Linked DNA regions of Homo sapiens: regions 2 and 3 are each linked to region 1. Evidence: read pairs that join two places in POLR2A ChIA-PET (ENCODE). Cell type or tissue: OCI-LY7. All regions are shown on one strand.

The links. Peaks named below come from ENCODE experiments on the same cell type or tissue, not always from the same donor. Only the 100,000 strongest peaks of a DNase experiment are listed, where the experiment ranks them.
Region 2: POLR2A ChIA-PET joins it to region 1 with 5 read pairs; 1 of 35 experiments calls an interaction of 5 or more read pairs at or near these places.
Region 3: POLR2A ChIA-PET joins it to region 1 with 5 read pairs; 10 of 35 experiments call an interaction of 5 or more read pairs at or near these places.

Annotation. Positions count from the first base shown.
Region 1 is chr19:17,188,700-17,191,199 of GRCh38, forward strand. It overlaps MYO9B (myosin IXB), which reads left to right. Exons shown (of 40, transcript NM_004145.4): 20 at 2,398-2,500. Among named protein-coding and RNA genes, the nearest start is that of USE1, 25 kb to the right of the region's middle. In OCI-LY7, no CTCF peak of the experiment used is centred here; a DNase peak (open chromatin) is centred at 1,442; H3K4me3 peaks cover 359 bases; H3K27ac peaks cover 1,946 bases.
Region 2 is chr19:15,455,636-15,458,135 of GRCh38, forward strand. It overlaps RASAL3 (RAS protein activator like 3), which reads right to left. Exons shown (of 18, transcript NM_022904.3): 9 at 1,657-2,199; 10 at 867-1,011; 11 at 469-613. Among named protein-coding and RNA genes, the nearest start is that of WIZ, 6.9 kb to the left of the region's middle. In OCI-LY7, no CTCF peak of the experiment used is centred here; a DNase peak (open chromatin) is centred at 1,386.
Region 3 is chr19:17,275,795-17,278,294 of GRCh38, forward strand. It overlaps BABAM1 (BRISC and BRCA1 A complex member 1), which reads left to right. Exons shown (of 9, transcript NM_014173.4): 6 at 7-31; 7 at 701-830; 8 at 1,029-1,115. Among named protein-coding and RNA genes, the nearest start is that of ANKLE1, 4.9 kb to the right of the region's middle. In OCI-LY7, no CTCF peak of the experiment used is centred here; no DNase peak of the experiment used is centred here.

The DNA.
Region 1 (2,500 bases):
GAAATAATAATTTACTCAAAAGAAATGTTCTGGGCGGGTGTAGTGGCACACGCCTGTAATCCCAACACTTTGGGAGGCCAATGCAGGAGGATCAATTGAGCCTAGGAGTTTGAGACCAGCCTGGACAACATAGTGAGACCCCATCTCTGCAAAAAATTTAAAAATCAGCTGGGCACAGTGGCTCACACCTATAATTCCAGCATTTTGGGAGGCCAAGGCAGGTGGATCACTTGAGATCAGGAGTTCGTTACCAGCCTGACCAACATGGTGAAACCCCGTCTCTACTAAAAATACAAAAAAAAAAAAAAAAAATTAGCCAGGCATGGTGGGGCACACCTGTAACCTCAGCTACTTGGGAGGCTGAGGCAGGAGAATTGCTTGAACCCGGGAGATGGAGGTTGCAATAAGCCGAGATCACGCCATTGCACTGCAGCCTGGCCAACAAGAGCAAAACTCTGCCTCAAAAAAAAAAAAAAATTAGCCAGACAAGGTGGTATGCACCTGTGGTCCCAGCTACTCAGGAGGCTGAGGTGAGAAGATCACTTGAACCCAAGTAGTTTGAGGCTACAGTGAGTTATGACTGAGCCACTGCATTCCAGCCTGGATGGCAGAGCAAGACCCTGTCTTAAAACAAAACAAAACAAAACAAAACTAGAGGCCCAGTGTGGTGGCTCATGCCTGTAATTAGCACTTTGGGAGGGCAAGGCAGGCAGATTGCTTGAGCTCAGGAGCTTAAAATCAGTCTAGGCAACATGGTGAAACCCCGTCTCCACATAAAAATACAAAAGCCAGGCGTGCTGGCATGCAATGTACTTCCAGCTACTTGCGGGGCTGAGGCAGGAGGATTGCTTGAGTCTGGGAGGTTGAAGGTGCAGTAAGCCATGTTTGCACCACTGCACTCCAGCCTGGGCAAGACTCCGTCTCAAAAAAAAACATGTTCCTCCAGCTACAATCTAACTCCCCCACAAGTCCTAGACTGTAAGCCCCATTGCAAGGGTGACTGTGGTTCCCAGCCACCTCGACCATCTAAAAGATCTAGGACCTTGTATCTGCAGTGGTCTTTCTTAAGATTACAGACTGTTGGCTGGGCGCAGTGGCTCATGCTTGTAATCCCAGCACTTTGGGAGCCTGAGGCGGGCGGATCACGAGGTCAGGAGATCGAGACCATCCTGGCTACCACGGTGAAACCCCGTCTCTACTAAAAAAAATTTAAAAATTAGCCGGGAGAGGTGGCGGGTGCCTGTAGTCCCAGCTACTCGGGAGGCTGAGGCAGGAGAATGGTGTGAACCCGGGAGGAGGAGCTTGCAGTGAGCCAAGATTGTGCCACTGCAGCCCAGCCTGGGCGGCAAAACAAGACTCCGTCTCAAAAAAAAAAAAAAAAAAGATTACAGACTGTTGACCTGGCATGGTGGCTCACACCTGCAATCCTAGCACTTTGGGTCACGTGACCCATTTACCACTGCACCCAGCTGAGAACCCATTTCTTTGGTTTTTTGTGTGTGTGATGGGGGTGGTGCAGAGCCTTGCTCTGTCGCCCAGGCTGGAGTACAGTGGTGTGATCTCGGCTCACTCCAACCTCCATCTCCCGGGTTCAAGTGATTCTCCTTCCTCAGCCTCTCCAGTACATGGGGTTACAGGCGCCTGCCACCATTCCTGGCTAATTTTGGTAGAGACAGGGTTTTGCCATGTTGGCCAGGCTGGTCTCATTGGTTGAGCTCAGGAGTTCGATACCAGCCTTGGCAACATGGCAAAACCCTGTCCCTACAAAAATATTTTTTTAATTAGCTGGGCATGGTGGCTACAGGACTATGTGCCGTAGTCCCAGCTTCCAGGGAGACTGAGGCAGGAGGCTCACTTGAGCCCAGGAGGTCAAGGCTGCAGTGAGCTGAGATCACACCACTGCACTCCAGCCTGGGTAACAAAGTGAGACCCCGTCTCAAAAAAAAAAAAAAACAGACTATTTCTTTTTTTTTTCTTAAGACGGAGTCTCTCTCTGTCGCCCAGGCTGGATTACAATGGCGCAATCTTGGCTCACTGCAACCTCCGCCTCCCAGGTTCAAGTGATTCTCCTGCCTCAGCCTCCCAAGTAGCTGGGACTACAGGTGTCTGCCACCATGCCCGGCTAAGTAGAGATGGGGTTTCACCATGTTGGCCAAGCTGGTCTCGAACTCCTGACCTCAGGTGATCCACACACCTCGGCCTCCCAAAGTGCTGGGAGTACAGGTGTGAGCCACCACACCCGGCCCAGACTATTTCTGAAAGCCTGAAATTTTAGATTTGTCATTACCATTCCTGTCAAACCCAGCTTCACCTTAACCAGGGTCACCAGATCTCTGTCTCCTCATCGCTGGCCAGAACACTCACCTAGATTTTCCTTTCTCCACCCAAATAACCTAGGATTTCACCGAGCAGTTCCAGGTGCTCCTGCCCAAGGATGCCCAGCCCTGCAGGGAGGTCATCTCCACCCTCCTGGAGAAAATGAAGATAGACAAGAGGAACT
Region 2 (2,500 bases), 1.7 Mb before region 1:
AATTTCAGATAACGGAGTGATTTTTATTTATATTTTTACTTTTATTTGGGACAGGGTCTCTGTCAACCAGGCTGGGGTGCTGTGGCATGATCATAGCTCACTGCAGCCTTGAATCCTGCGCTCAAGCGATCCTCCAGCCTCGGCTGGGAATACAGGTGTGTGCCACCATGCCTAGCTCATTTTTAAAAAGCTTTTTGGAGAGATGGAGTCTTGCTATGTTGCCCAGACTGGCCTTGAACTCCTGGGCTCAAGCAATCCTCTTGTCTCGGCCTCCTAAAGCATTGGGATTACGGGCGTGAGTCACCATGCCTGGTTCAAATGAGTAATTTTTTAGTATAAGCATGGTCCCAATTATTGCATCAAATTTAACTGAGTGTCTCCTGTATTTTATCTGGCCACCCTAAACTGGAGGTCGGGGCTAGCATGGTAAGCAGGGGTGGGCTAAGCTGCTGGGGCCCTGATTCTCACTCGTAGGAATGGATAATGGTTTCGAAGACCTCCTCGCAGCTGTTCCGAAGTCTGGCCTGGTGCTCTGGCAGCTCCGAGGCTGGACATTTGCTGGGGTCCACTTCACAGTCCTCAGTAGAAGCACAGAGACGCCGCACAACCTGTCCTGCAGCCCAGCACAGCCAGATAGGGGCTGGGGCCATGACCACCAAAACCTGCCACACCCATCCTCCAACCTTGTCTTCAGGTTATTCCGGAGGCACCCAACATCTTGGGGAGCTCCCAATTGTCCCCAGGATCCTAGCACCCCCAAAACACCACTCACTACCAGAATCCAGGTTGCTCAAGGACTCTTAGAACTTCACCCAGGTCCCCTAGCTCACCAGCAGGCCGCTGACATGGACTCTCCCCCAGCTCACCCAGGGTCTCCTGGAGGTAATCCTGTGCCACGAGCTTCATGTACTCATCGATAGCCTTGGTGGCCAATGTGTTTTCCCGGAACAGCAGCGCCTCACGGCCTCCACAGCGCGCCAGCTCCGCAGTGCCCAGGTCAGTCACCAGCGCCTAGGAAGGGCAGGAGGTCAGGTTGCACCAGATGCAGACAGAGTCCAAGGGAATTCGGATCCTTGGCTGGTCCCTCACACCAGAGGCACAGGCCCCGCCCCTTGTAGCTGATGCTTAGGCCCAGTCCTTACTGCTGGGGCTCATAACCGAGGCCGGAACCTCTAACCCTCACAGCAGAAATTTAAGCCTTTCAGCGCTGAGGTGCAACCTGGGCCCCGCCCCTCACGCGTGATGCTCAGGCCCCTGTCGCAGCTGAAGCTTAGGCTCCGCTCTTCAAGGTGTCCCGCCCCTTATGGGTGATAATTAGGCCCCGCCCCTCACAGCTGAAGCTCAGGCCCAGTCCTTCAAGGTGCCCCGCCCCTTACAGGTGCAGCTCAGCCCCAGCCCCTCACAGCTGACGCTCAGGTCCCGCCCTTCAAGGTGCCCCGCCCCTTACGGGTGATGTTCAGGCCCCGCCCTTCTAGGTGCCCCGCCCTTCTAGGTGCCCCGCCGCTTACAGGTGACACTTGGACCACGCCCCTCACACCCCTTCAAGGTGTCTCCCCCATTACAGGTGCAACTCAGGTCCTGCGCCCCAACTCCTGCCCGAAGCGCGTTATCGGTCTACCCCTGGTAGCCCCGGTCCGCGCTGTCGCGGTGCCGCACCTGCGCCCGGCCGGTGGCCCGCAGCACGCGCACCATGGCTGCCGCCAGCTCCTCCTTGGCCTGCGCAGGCAGCGCGGGCTCCAGGGCCCCGCAGAGGCGCGCATAGTGGAAGGTGAGGAACTCCGCCAGCTCCTTGTAGCGCTCGGACGGCAGCACGCGCAGGCGACGCGCCCGAATCCGCGCCCGCAGCGCTGCGCCCGCCGGCGCCCCGAGCAGCGGGAACCAGCGCTCCAGACCGGCGGCAGGCGCGCGTGGGGCGTCCAGCTCCTCCAGCGCCAGGGCCACGCGGCCCAGCACCGCGCTTCCCGGGCCCAAGCCGCGCAGCCGCAGCGACAGGCGACGTGCCGGTGGCAGCGCCTCGAAGTGGAAGCGCTCGGCCCAGAAGAGCTGGCCTGGGCCGGCCCGAGGCGCCGTGCGTGCCAGCAGCGCGCCATCCAGCCACAGCTCGGCGCGCACGCCGGGTGCCCCCGCCGCTGCTCGGGGAAGCCCCTTCGCTTCGTGCACCCACACGCTCAGCCATGTCTCTTCCCGCTCCACGTTGTCCTGCAGATGGGAGTGGGATGGGGGGAAGCGTTTTGGTTTGTTGGCACCCCAAAGAAGGCACCGCAAGTGAAGCGTGGAGCCTCAAACCTGTTGCGTCGGGTCCCTAGGGAGATTGCTGGGCCTTTGGGGAAAGAAGTGGAGCCACGGGAGTCCGGAGGCGGTTACGCGGAAGTCTTCTAGCTTTTCTGGGCTCTCCGGGAGAGTTGGGGGCTCCAGGGCATACAAGAGTAGTACTGGAGTAAAGACTTCGCGATTGCCTGGCAGGCAGGGCTTTGGGTGCATATGGGGCCGGGAGTGGACA
Region 3 (2,500 bases), 87 kb after region 1:
CACCAGATCTGGAAGGACTTTTCAGCCTCATGTAAGTCCCCTGTGGGGAAATTCTTATTCACCTTCAAAGAGAAGGGTCACTTCTGGGAAAAAGCTCCAAACGGCACAGAAGTAATCTAGGGAGCCTTAAAGCCTCCTCCCTTCCTACCTCGCCCCGAGCAATTCCTCATTTATGTGTGTCTTGGGAGCATGGGGGCTGGTGGAGATGCACATGCTGCTAGGCAGCTCCAGCTGACGGCAGTGATGGGGGATGTTCAGGACACTGAGGGTGGCCGGGCCCAGTGGCTCAGGCCTGTAATCTCAGCACTTTGGGAGGCCGAGGCGGGCAGATCACCTGAGGTCAGGAGTTTGAGACCAGCCTGCCCAACATGGTGAAACCGCGTCTCTACTAAAAATACAAAAATTAGCTGGCCACCTGTAATCCCAGCTACTTGAGAGGCCGAGGCAGGAGAATCGCTTGAACCTGGGAGGTAGAGGTTGCAGTGAGCCGAGATCTCACCATTGCACTTAGAGGGGTGGGGCTGGGAACATGCTCAGGGCAGAGGGAACCGCTTATGGGATGCCTCACAGGCAGCAGTGAACTTGGGAGACATCAGTGGGGCCTCACCTGCCCGGTGAGCATCTGGGGTCTCTCTCAGGGTGATAAGAGGGGCAGACCCCCACAGGCTGCTCTGACTGCTCCCTCCTCCCGGGTATGCAGCCAGCAGAAAACTGAGCTTCCGGTCACAGAGAACGTGCAGACGATTCCCCCGCCATATGTGGTCCGCACCATCCTTGTCTACAGCCGTCCACCTTGCCAGCCCCAGTTCTCCTTGACGGAGCCCATGAAGGTGGGTGAGGCCTGGGAGAGGGAGGGGTGCCTGCAGCCATGAGGATGGTGGTTAGACACCAGGAGGGACTTCCAACCACAGAGGCTGGGGTGCCTAGAGGTAAGTTCCCAGAGTCTGAGGCAGAAATGGGGGAGCTATAGTCATGGGGCACGGGGTGACCCAAGCCCCAGAGGCTGGTGTTCTTTACTTCCCCTGCAGAAAATGTTCCAGTGCCCATATTTCTTCTTTGACGTTGTTTACATCCACAATGGCACTGAGGAGAAGGAGGAGGAGATGAGTTGGAAGGTGAGAGGCTGCAGCAGGTGTGAGTAGCAGGCGGGTGTGGACAGGATGTCTTGGAACACACCTGCACTGGGTCTGGGGGTCTCTACCTCCATTTGATACCCCTGGAACCCTGGTTGGGGTAGGTCATGGCATTGGTCATTGAACAGCCGTTTCCCAGTTGTCTGCTGTGACTGATGGGGTGGCAGCCATTGGGACGATGGTCCAGGCAACATGTTGAGTCCTGCCTCCCCCATCTCCAACGTTCCCTGCGTTCCTTTCTTTCTTGCTTGCTTGCTTGCTTTTCTTTCTTCTTCTTTTTTTTTTTTTTTTTGAGACAGAGTCTCCCTCTGTCTCCCAGGCTGGAGTGTAGTGGCATGATCTCGGCTCACTGCAACCTCTGCCTCCCGGGTTCAAGCAATTCTCCTGTGTCAGCCTCCCGAGTAGCTGGGGTTACAGGTACCTGCCATCATACCAGGTTAATTTTTGTATTTTTAGTAGAGACGGGGTTTCACCATGTTGGCCAGACTGGTCTTGAACTCCTGATCTCAGGTGATCTGCCTGCTTCAGCCTCCCAAAGCGCTGGGATTACAGGTGTGAGCCACCACGACCCGCTCCCTCTTCCCTTTCTTCCTGCCTTTGACCTCGCTGCACCCTCAGCCTGGAGCATCCATCCCTCTTGGACTCCCCAGGCCCTGCTGGGCCTTCACATCCCAGACCTGAATTAGCTGTGGGACCTCGAGTGGACTACTTACTTCTCTGAGCCTCAGTTTACCCAACTATGAACAGGGAATTGAGACCAGCTCCTCCTTATATCTCAGTACCCAAATCAAAAGTCCCCCCTCTAGCCAGGCGTGGTGGTGTACGCCTGTGGTCCCAGCTGCTCGGGAGGCTGAGACAGGAGGCTCGCTAGAGCTCGAAAGGTGGAGATTGTAGTGAGCTGTGATGAAGCCACTGCACTCCAGCCTGGGTGACAGGGCGGAGACCCTGTGTCAAAAAATAAAAATACGGCCAGGTGTGGTGGCTCACACCTGTAATCCCAGCACTTTGGGAAGCCGAGGCGGGTGACTCACTTGAGTTGGGAGTTCGGACCAGCCTGACCAACATGGAGAAACCCTGTCTCTACTAAAAATACAAAATTAACCAGGCGTGGTGGCACATACCTATAATCCCATCTACTCAGGAGGCTGAGGCAGGAGAATCGCTTGAACCCGGGAGGCAGAGGTTGCGGTGAGCCGAGATCGTGCCGTTGCACTCCAGCCTGGGAACAACAGCGAAACCCTGTCTCAAAAAAAAAATTAAAAAAATAAAATAAGTAAAATAAAAAGTCCCTCCTCTTGAGAAGCCCTCCCTGTTTTTCAAGAAGGATCAAAGTGGGGGCCAGGAGAATGTGTCTGTATCTGACTGTG